2 separate regions of the Homo sapiens genome follow, and region 1 is linked to region 2. A link is an interaction called in ENCODE POLR2A ChIA-PET data of the cell type or tissue named here. Cell type or tissue: GM12878. All regions are shown on one strand. Each heading gives the region's core, and the rest is flanking DNA. Links, peaks and the distances in the headings are about the cores only.

What was found. ChIA-PET counts read pairs that join two places held together with the same protein. Peaks named below come from ENCODE experiments on the same cell type or tissue, not always from the same donor. Only the 100,000 strongest peaks of a DNase experiment are listed, where the experiment ranks them.
Region 1: POLR2A ChIA-PET joins it to region 2 with 7 read pairs; 3 of 35 experiments call an interaction of 5 or more read pairs at or near these places.

What each region holds. Positions count from the first base shown.
Region 1 is chr11:64,257,029-64,261,413 of GRCh38, forward strand. It overlaps PLCB3 (phospholipase C beta 3), which reads left to right. Exons shown (of 31, transcript NM_000932.5): 11 at 1,445-1,685; 12 at 1,857-1,941; 13 at 2,030-2,216; 14 at 3,001-3,206; 15 at 4,372-4,385. Among named protein-coding and RNA genes, the nearest start is that of PLCB3, 7.7 kb to the left of the region's middle. RefSeq lists enhancers at 2,824-2,873, 2,914-3,013. In GM12878, for the core only: no CTCF peak of the experiment used is centred there; no DNase peak of the experiment used is centred there; H3K27ac peaks cover 1,005 bases.
Region 2 is chr11:62,730,885-62,735,269 of GRCh38, forward strand. The region is part of intron 1 of TTC9C (tetratricopeptide repeat domain 9C); the gene reads left to right. Among named protein-coding and RNA genes, the nearest start is that of TTC9C, 4.6 kb to the left of the region's middle. In GM12878, for the core only: a CTCF peak has its summit at 2,132; no DNase peak of the experiment used is centred there.

The sequences.
Region 1 (4,385 bases), core at 171-4,170, 1.5 Mb after region 2:
AGTTTCGCTCTTGTTGCCCAGGCTGGAGTGCAATGGCACGATCTAGGCTCAGCGCAACCTCTGCCTCCCAGGTTCAAGCGATTCTCCTGCCTCAGCCTCCCAAGTAGCTGGGATTACAGGCATTCGCCACCACGCCCGGCTAATTTTGTATTTTTAGTAGAGATGGGGTTTCTCCATGTTGGTCAGGCTGGTCTCAAACTCTCAACCTCAGGTGATCCGCCTGCCTCGCCCTCCCAAAGTGCTGGGATTATAGGCATGAGCCACCTCGCCCAGCCTGCAGGGTGCTTTTAAGAGGCTGGAAGGGGGTTGGGTGCGGTGACTCATGCCTGTAATCCCAGAACTTTGGGAGGCTGAAGCAGGCAGATTACTTGAGCCCACGTTTTGAGACCAGTCTGGGCAACATAGCATGACCCCATCTCTACAAATAATTTTTAAAAAATTAGCTGGGCATAGTGGCGCATGCCTGTGGTCCTAGCTGCTTGGGAGGGTGAGGTGGGAGTATCGCTTGGTTCTGGGAAGGTTGAGGCAGGAGTAAGCTGTGATTGCACCACTGCACTCCAGCCTGGGTGACAGAGTGAGAGACCCTTTTCTAAAAAAAAAAATTAAATAAATAATAAAAAAGCAGAAAGGAAGCTGGTGCGGCAGGGTGCAGAGTGCTGGAGATAGGTGCCTGCTAAGAGAGGGAGAGCAAGGCAGGGCTAAGCCCAGGGGCCTAGAGGCACTTGGATTCATCCTGGGTGTGAGGAAGAGGCTTTTTGGAGGGTGAAGCAGAAGAGGTGATGTGACCTGATATGATATGTTTTTAGAAGGATGATGCCAGGTGCTCTATAGAGATTGGATTGAGGCCAGGCACAGTGGTTCACACCTGTAATCCCAGAACTTTGAAAGGCTGAGGCGTGTGGATCACCTGAGGTCAGGAGTTCGAGACCAGCCTGGCCAACATGGTGAAACCCCATCTCTACTAAAAATACAAAAATTAGCCAGGCATGGTGGTGGGCAACTGTAATCCCAGCTACTCGGGAGGCTGAGGCAGGAGAATCGCTTGAACCAGGGAGGCGGAGGTTGCAGTGAACCGAGGTTGTGCCACTGCACTCCAGCCTGGGTGACAGAGCGAGGTTCCGTCTCAAAAAAAAAAAAAAAAGAGATTGGATTGGAGGCAGGGAGGGCTGGAGTCTTCCACACAGGAGGTGGTGTGAGCTGTGCCAGGGCTGAGGTGGGTGGAGGGAGTGAGGAGAGGGAGGGATTGTTGAGGCAGTGGGGAGCTATAGTGAGTCTCAGGGATGACTCCCCCCAGCTCACGCTGGTGGGATGGACAGGTGGTGGGTATCCATCTGAGAGATGGAGAGCCCTCTGCAAATCCAGCATGTCCTGGTTCCAGGTGGGGCCGGGGTGGTGAGGAGCTGGGCTGGTGGGCGGCCTCGGTGACAGAGCCTCGCCGCCCCAGCGGGGCAGCTGGCTGGGACCTCGTCGGTGGAGATGTACCGCCAGGCACTACTATGGGGCTGCCGCTGCGTGGAGCTGGACGTGTGGAAGGGACGGCCGCCTGAGGAGGAACCCTTCATTACCCACGGCTTCACCATGACCACAGAGGTGCCTCTGCGCGACGTGCTGGAGGCCATTGCCGAGACTGCCTTCAAGACCTCGCCCTACCCCGTCATCCTCTCCTTCGAGAACCATGTGGACTCGTGAGTGAGCCCCTGGCATGAAACCCCATGGACCGGGGGACAGTCTTCCAGCTTCAGTGCTGTTGGACTGCTCAGGGACCTCCAACCCTGCGAACGGCCACTGACATGTCCCGTAGACCTCAGCTTCCTCTCTGGGGGAGGGATCTCTGACCTCTGACCTCGGTTCCGCAGGGCAAAGCAACAGGCAAAGATGGCTGAGTACTGCCGCTCCATCTTTGGAGACGCGCTACTCATCGAGCCTCTGGACAAGTACCCGGTACGGGAGCTCGGAGCGAGGGGGGTGGCATGGGGGCCAGGGTGCTGCGGACCCGGTCCAGGGCCCTGACTCGTCCATGCCTGCCCAGCTGGCCCCAGGCGTTCCCCTGCCCAGCCCCCAGGACCTGATGGGCCGTATCCTGGTGAAGAACAAGAAGCGGCACCGACCCAGCGCAGGTGGCCCAGACAGCGCCGGGCGCAAGCGGCCCCTGGAGCAGAGCAATTCTGCCCTGAGCGAGAGCTCCGCGGCCACCGAGCCCTCCTCCCCGCAGCTGGGTAGGCCCCAGCCCGGCCCGCCACCCTGACTTGACCCTAGCCTCTGGCCTCATGCTCCAGGCGCCGTGACACTTCATCCCAGACCCCCAGCCCACCCTCCTGCCTCGCTGTGCGCCTGTTCCCACAACCGGCCTGTCTCCTCACCACCTGTCGGCTGGTGTGGGGCCTCTGACCCCTGACCTCAGGTGCACGTCTCACCCAGCTGCACCCCAACTCCTGACTCCCAACCTCAGCCTCTCACCTCTCAGAGCCTTCCCACAACCCGGTGATGGCTCTGAAGGCTGACCTCTGACCTCAGTAAACCACATCCCACACTGGGTGTGACCTCAGACCCCTAAGCCCGCATTGAGTTCACCTGCCCAGTTGGTTATCATTTCAGCTGACCTCTGACCTCTCACCCCTGACTGTTCACCTCACTATGCCCCCTCCTTAGACATGGCTCTGACTTACCCCTGACCTGTAACCTCTCTATGTCATCCCTTACCCCGCTATTAGGGCTGTGGTATGCTACTTCCTGACTTCTCACCCCACTGAACCACCCTATCTGCCTCCCTGCTGAATATCACTGCAGACCTTTACCTTTGACCTATGACCCCTCTCAACCCATACTGGGTTAATACCATCTGACCTCGACCTCTTGGCCTCTCCCCAAGCCACACTGCCCTGAGAGTACCCCTTGAATTCCCCACTGAGTCACCTCGGCACACACTGGGAAAAACCCCTCCAGACTTCCTAAGCAGCTGTGTGGTCCTGACCCCTCACCCTGTGGCCCTGTCCTCTGCAGGGTCTCCCAGCTCTGACAGCTGCCCAGGCCTGAGCAATGGGGAGGAGGTAGGGCTTGAGAAGCCCAGCCTGGAGCCTCAGAAGTCTCTGGGTGACGAGGGCCTGAACCGAGGCCCCTATGTTCTTGGACCTGCTGACCGTGAGGATGAGGAGGAAGATGAGGAAGAGGAGGAACAGACAGACCCCAAAAAGCCAACTACAGATGAGGTCAGGCCCACAGGGTGGGCAGGTCGGGGAGGTAGCATCTATTTACCTCCCAGGGGGCTGGGTCTGACCATCAACAAGACTGACATCACCCCTGCCTCCTGGGGCTCAGTGTGGGTGTGAGTGAAGGTGGGAGGAGGGCTCTTCAGTCATCAGGCATGGAAACAAGCATACAGTTCTGCTGGTGATGTGGCCTGGGAGGTGCGAGTTAGGGTACAGAACTGGCAGAGGATAGGGAGTCTACCCTGGGCAGGGAGGTGGGGCAGGGAGACCTCAGGAAGGGGGACAGCATGTACAAAGGTCCTGGGGCAGGGCCAGGGGGTGCAGGAGCGGGGAGCATTGTCATGGGGAGCATTGAGTAGCTGTGAGGAATGGTACAGAAAAAATCAGTCTGAGCTGGGCGTGGTGGCTCACACCTGTGATCCCAGCTACTCGGGAGGCTGAGGCATGAGAATCCCTTGAACCTGGGAGGTGGAGGTTGCAGTGAGCTGAGATTGCACCATTGCACTCCAACGTGGGCTAAAAAGGGAGACACTATCTCAAAAAAAAAAAAAAAAAAAAAAGACATCATTGCTATAAAGACAATTACTGGAGCAATTAGTGAAATTTAAAGATGGACTACATATTAGATAATATGTTAATGTTTTGTTTCCTGAATTTAATTATTGTATTGGAGTTATAGAAGAGAATGTCCATATATGCTGAAGTATTTATGGGTAAAGGGTCATGATGTCTATAATTTACTCCCAAATGATTCAGTAAAAGTAATGATAATTATAACACCTATATGGGCCAGGCGAGGTGGCTCATGCCTGTAATCCCAGCACTTTGGGAGGCTGAGGTGGGCGAGTCACCTGAGGTTGGGAGGTTCCAGACCAGCCTGGCCAACATGGTGAAACCCCATCTCTACTAAAAATACATAAATTAGCCGGGCAAGGTGGCGGGCGCCTGTAATCCCAGCTACTTGGGAGGCTGAGGCAGGAAAATTGCTTGAGCTGGGTGGTGTCCAGGGCGCATCAGTGAGACCCCGGGGAGAAGACTGTCGGCACCACCAGCAGTGTGTATATAGTGCTGGGAAGAGGGTCAGCACCTCCTTCATGGGGGGCAGGTGAGGGAATGGCCAGCTGTGGCGGGAATGGCACTGCTGACCCTGGGTTGGGGCCCACAGGGCACAGCCAGCAG
Region 2 (4,385 bases), core at 154-4,153:
TTATTTATTTATTTTTTTTTTTGAGACGGTGTCTCACTCTGTTGCTCAGGCTGGAGTGCAGTGGCGTGATCTCAGCTCACTGCAACCTTTGCCTTCCAGGTTCAAGCGATTCTCCTGCCTCAGCCTTCCAAGTAGCTGGGATCACAGGCACCTGCCACCATGCCTGGCTAATTTTGGTATTTTTAGTAGAGACGGGGTTTTGCCATGTTGGCCAGGCTGGTCTCGAGCTCCTGACCTCAGGTGAGCCACCCACCTCGGCCTCCCAAAGTGCTGGGATTATGGGTGTGAGCCACCATGCCCTTCCCAAACTGGCCCTTTTATACACTTAATGTCCAAAGTACATTTCCACCTTCACACTTTTGTAGGCTGTCTTTCCAGCTAGAATGCCCTGTCCCTTGAATGACACTTATCCAGATTTGGACTCAAAAGTTGCTTCCTTAGAGAAGCCTTCTGTAGCTGGTGCAGTGGCTCACAACTGTAATCCCAACACCTTGGTAGGCCGAGGAGTTCAAGACCAGCCTGGGAAATGTGGCGCAACCCGGTCTCTACAAAAAATACAAAAATTAGCCAGGCATGGTTGTGCTTGCCGGTAGTCCCAGCTATTCTGGAAACTGAGGTGGGCCAATGTCTTGAGCATGGGAGGCCGGGGCTGCAGTGAGCCAAGATTGGGCCACTGCCCTCCAGCCTGGGTGACAGAGCAAGTAAGACTCTGTCCCCCGATTCCTCCCACCAAAAAGCCTTCCAGAAGCAAACAGCACTCTGACTTCATTCATTCTCTGTCCCGACATAGTTTTATTTTTCTTAAAGCACTTTTTTTTTTTTTGAGACAGAGTCTTGCTCTGTCGCCCAGGCTGGAGTGCAGTGGCGTGATCTCACCGCAAGCTCTGCCTCCCAGGTTCATGCCGTTCTGCCCCAACCTCCCGAATAGCTGGGACTACAGGCGCCCACCACCACGCCCAGCTAATTTTTTTTTTGTATTTTTAGTAGAGACGGGGTCTCACCTTGTTAGCCAGGATGGTCTCCATCTCCTGACCTAGTGATCCTCCCGCCTTGGCCTCCCAAAGTGCTGGGATTACAGGTGTGAGCCACCGCGCCTGGTCAGCACTTTTTTTTTTTTTTTTTTTTTTTTTGAGACCAAGTCTCACTCTGTCGCCCAGGCTGGCGTCAGTGGCGCAATTCTGGCTCACTGCAAGCTCTGCCTCCTGGGTTCACACCATTCCCCTGCCTCAGTCTCCCGAGTAGCTGGGACTACAGGCGCCCGCCACCACGCCTGGCTAATTTTTTGTATTTTTAGTAGAGACGGGGTTTTACCGTGTTAGCCAGGATGGTCTCGATCTCCTGACCTCATGATCTGCCTGCCTCAGCCTCCCAAAGTGCTGGCATTACAGGCGTGAGCCACTGCGTCCAGCCTCTTAAAGCACTTTTAAAAATTAATTTACTTGGGCCGGGCATGGTGGCTCATGTCTGTAATCCCAGCACTTTGGGAGGCCGAGGTGGGCGGATCACCTGAGGTCAGGAGTTCAAGACCAGCCTGACCAACATGGAGAAACCCATCTGCACTAAAAATACAAAAAAATTAGCCAGGCGTGGTGGTGCATGCCTGTAATCGCATCTACTAGGGAGGCTGAGGCAGGAGAATTGCTTGAACCTGGGAGGCGGAGGTTGTGGTGAACCAAGATCGCGCCATTGCACACTCCAGCCTGGGCAACAAGAGCAAAACTCCGTCTCAAAAAAAAAAAAAATTAATTTACTTGGGCCAGGTGCGGTGGCTCACGCCTGTAATCCCAGCCCTTTGGGAGCCCATGACAGGCAGATCACGAGGTCAGGAGATGGAGACCATCCTGGCTGATATGGTGAAACTCCATCTCTATTAAAAATATTTTAAAAATTAGCTGGGTGTGGTGGCAGGTGCCTGTAGTCCCAGCTACTTGGGAAGCTGAGGCAAGAGAATCGCTTGAACCTGGGATGTGGAGGTTGCAGTCAGCCAAGATCGTACCAGTGCACTCCAGCCTGGGCAACAGAGGGAGACTCTGTCTAAAAACAAACAAACAAAAAATTCATTTACTTGTTTCTTCTGTATTCCTCCACTTTTTTTTTTTTTTTTTGACCACTTGGTGGGGATGTTGTAGAAGGGATACAGACATCAGCACAGGCCCTTTAATGTGCTCATCACTGCTGATTCTTGATCTTTCTCAGCACCATGATTTAATAATACTATGTTTAATTCCCACAGTTGTGAAATAGGGAGTGTTTCCCTTCTTAATCATAAAAAGGCAGAACATTGACCTGAATTGCCTGAATTGACTCCTCTGCAGGTTTGTATTTCAAGGTCCCATTAAGTCATCCAAGAGAATAGTGAAGTTATATGCTGTATTGTTACTGAGAATGATGATTTTGGAGTTAGACAACACTTCATTCAAATTTCATATTCCACCTAGAACCTGTAAGATCTTAGACAAGTTATTTGTCTGAGTCTTGATTTCTTCATCCACTAAATGAAGATAGTAACACCTATTTAATAGTGTAGATGCGAAGATTAAACAAGACAGTGTATATCAAGCACATAGCACAGCGCTTGCCATTTCCTGACAATTAATGGCAACCATTATTAACAAAGCTGCAGTACAAGAACTGTGGTGAAATGGGGGATTCAGGACATAGAGCCTCAGGTAGAAGAGATACAATGAAGGTTAGTTTGTTTTTTAAAAAATTGTAATTTATCTAATTTTTTTTTTTTAAGATGGAGTCTTGCTCCATAACCCAGGCTGGAGTGCAGTGGTACAATCTCGGCTCACTGCATATCTAATTTTATATAAAAAATTAATGGGGCCGGGCACAGTGACTCACGCCTGTAATCCCAGCACTTTGGGAGGCAGAGGCAGGTGGATCACAAGGTCAGGAGTTCGAGACCAGCTTGACCAACATGGTGAAACCCCGTCTGTACTAAAAATACAAAAATTAGCCAGGCATGGTGGTGAGCGCCTATAATCCCAGTTACTCAGGAGGCTGAGGCAGAAGAATCACTTGAACCTGGGAGGCAGAGGTTGCGATGAGCCAAGATCACGCTACTGCACTCCAGCCTGCACGACAGAGCGAGACCTCCATCTCAAAAAATAATAATAATAATGAGGGGGCTGGGCAGGGTGGTTCACGTCTATAATCCCAGTACATTGGGAGGCTGAGGCCAGCGAATCACCTGAGGTCAGGAGTTCAAGACAAGCCTGGCCAACATGGCGAAAACCCATCTCTACAAAAATACAAAAATTAGCCGGGCATGGTGATGTGTGCCTGTAATCCCAGCTACTCGGGAAGCTGAGGCAGGAGAATCACTTGAACCCAGGAGGCGGAGGTTGCCGTGAGCTGAGATCGCGCCATTGCACTCCAGCCTGGGCGACAGAGCGAGACTCCATCTCAAAAAAAAAAATAGGGTCTCACCTGGGCATAGTGGCTCATGCCTATAATCCCAGTACTTTGGGAGGCCAAGGTGGACAGATCACTTGAGGTCAGGAGTTTGAGAACAGCCTGGCCAACATGGTGAAACCCCATCTCTACTGAAAACACAAAAATTAGCTGGACATGGGTAATCCCAGCTACTCGGGAGGCTGAGGCAGAAGAATTGGTTGAACCTGGAGGTTGCAGTGAGCCAAGATCATGCCACTGCACTCCAGCCTAGCTGATGAGTGAGACTCTGTCTTAAAAAAATAATAAAAAAAGAATACATTTGTTATTCGGAATACACTTCTTATAACACTGCAGTGAATACTCTGCCAAAAAAAAGGGACAGGGGAGGGTCTCACTATGTTGCCCAGGCTGGTCTTGAACTCCTGGGCTCAAGCAAATCTCCTACCTCAGCCTCCCAAAGTGCTAGGATTACAGCATGAGCCACCATGCTCAGCCGAGTTTTAAATAAATTTTAAAGTATGTTCTTACCAGCTTTATAGCCAAGCCTAACTGGCTACTAAATATGTAGCAGAAAATCAGTAAATATTGAAGTAGATTACAAGATATATGAATTTTTTGTTTTGTTTTGAGACAAAGTTTCACTCTTGTTCCCCAGGCTAGAGTGCAATGGCACGATCTCGGCTCACCGAAACCTCCGTCTCCCAGGTCCAAGCGATTCTCTTGCCTCACCCTCCCGAGTAGCTGGGATTACAGGCATGCGCCACCACACCTGGCTAATTTTTATTTTCAGTAGAGACGGGGTTTCTCCATGTTGTCAGGCTGATCTCGAACTCCCGACCTCAGGTGATCCACCCGTCTCGGCCTCCCAAAGTGCTGGGATTACAGGCATGAGCCACTGCACCTGGCCGATATGTGAAGCTTTTATTCACTGCTGCATCCCCAGTGTGTAGAAGAGTGTCTGGCATATGGGAGACACTTTAGCA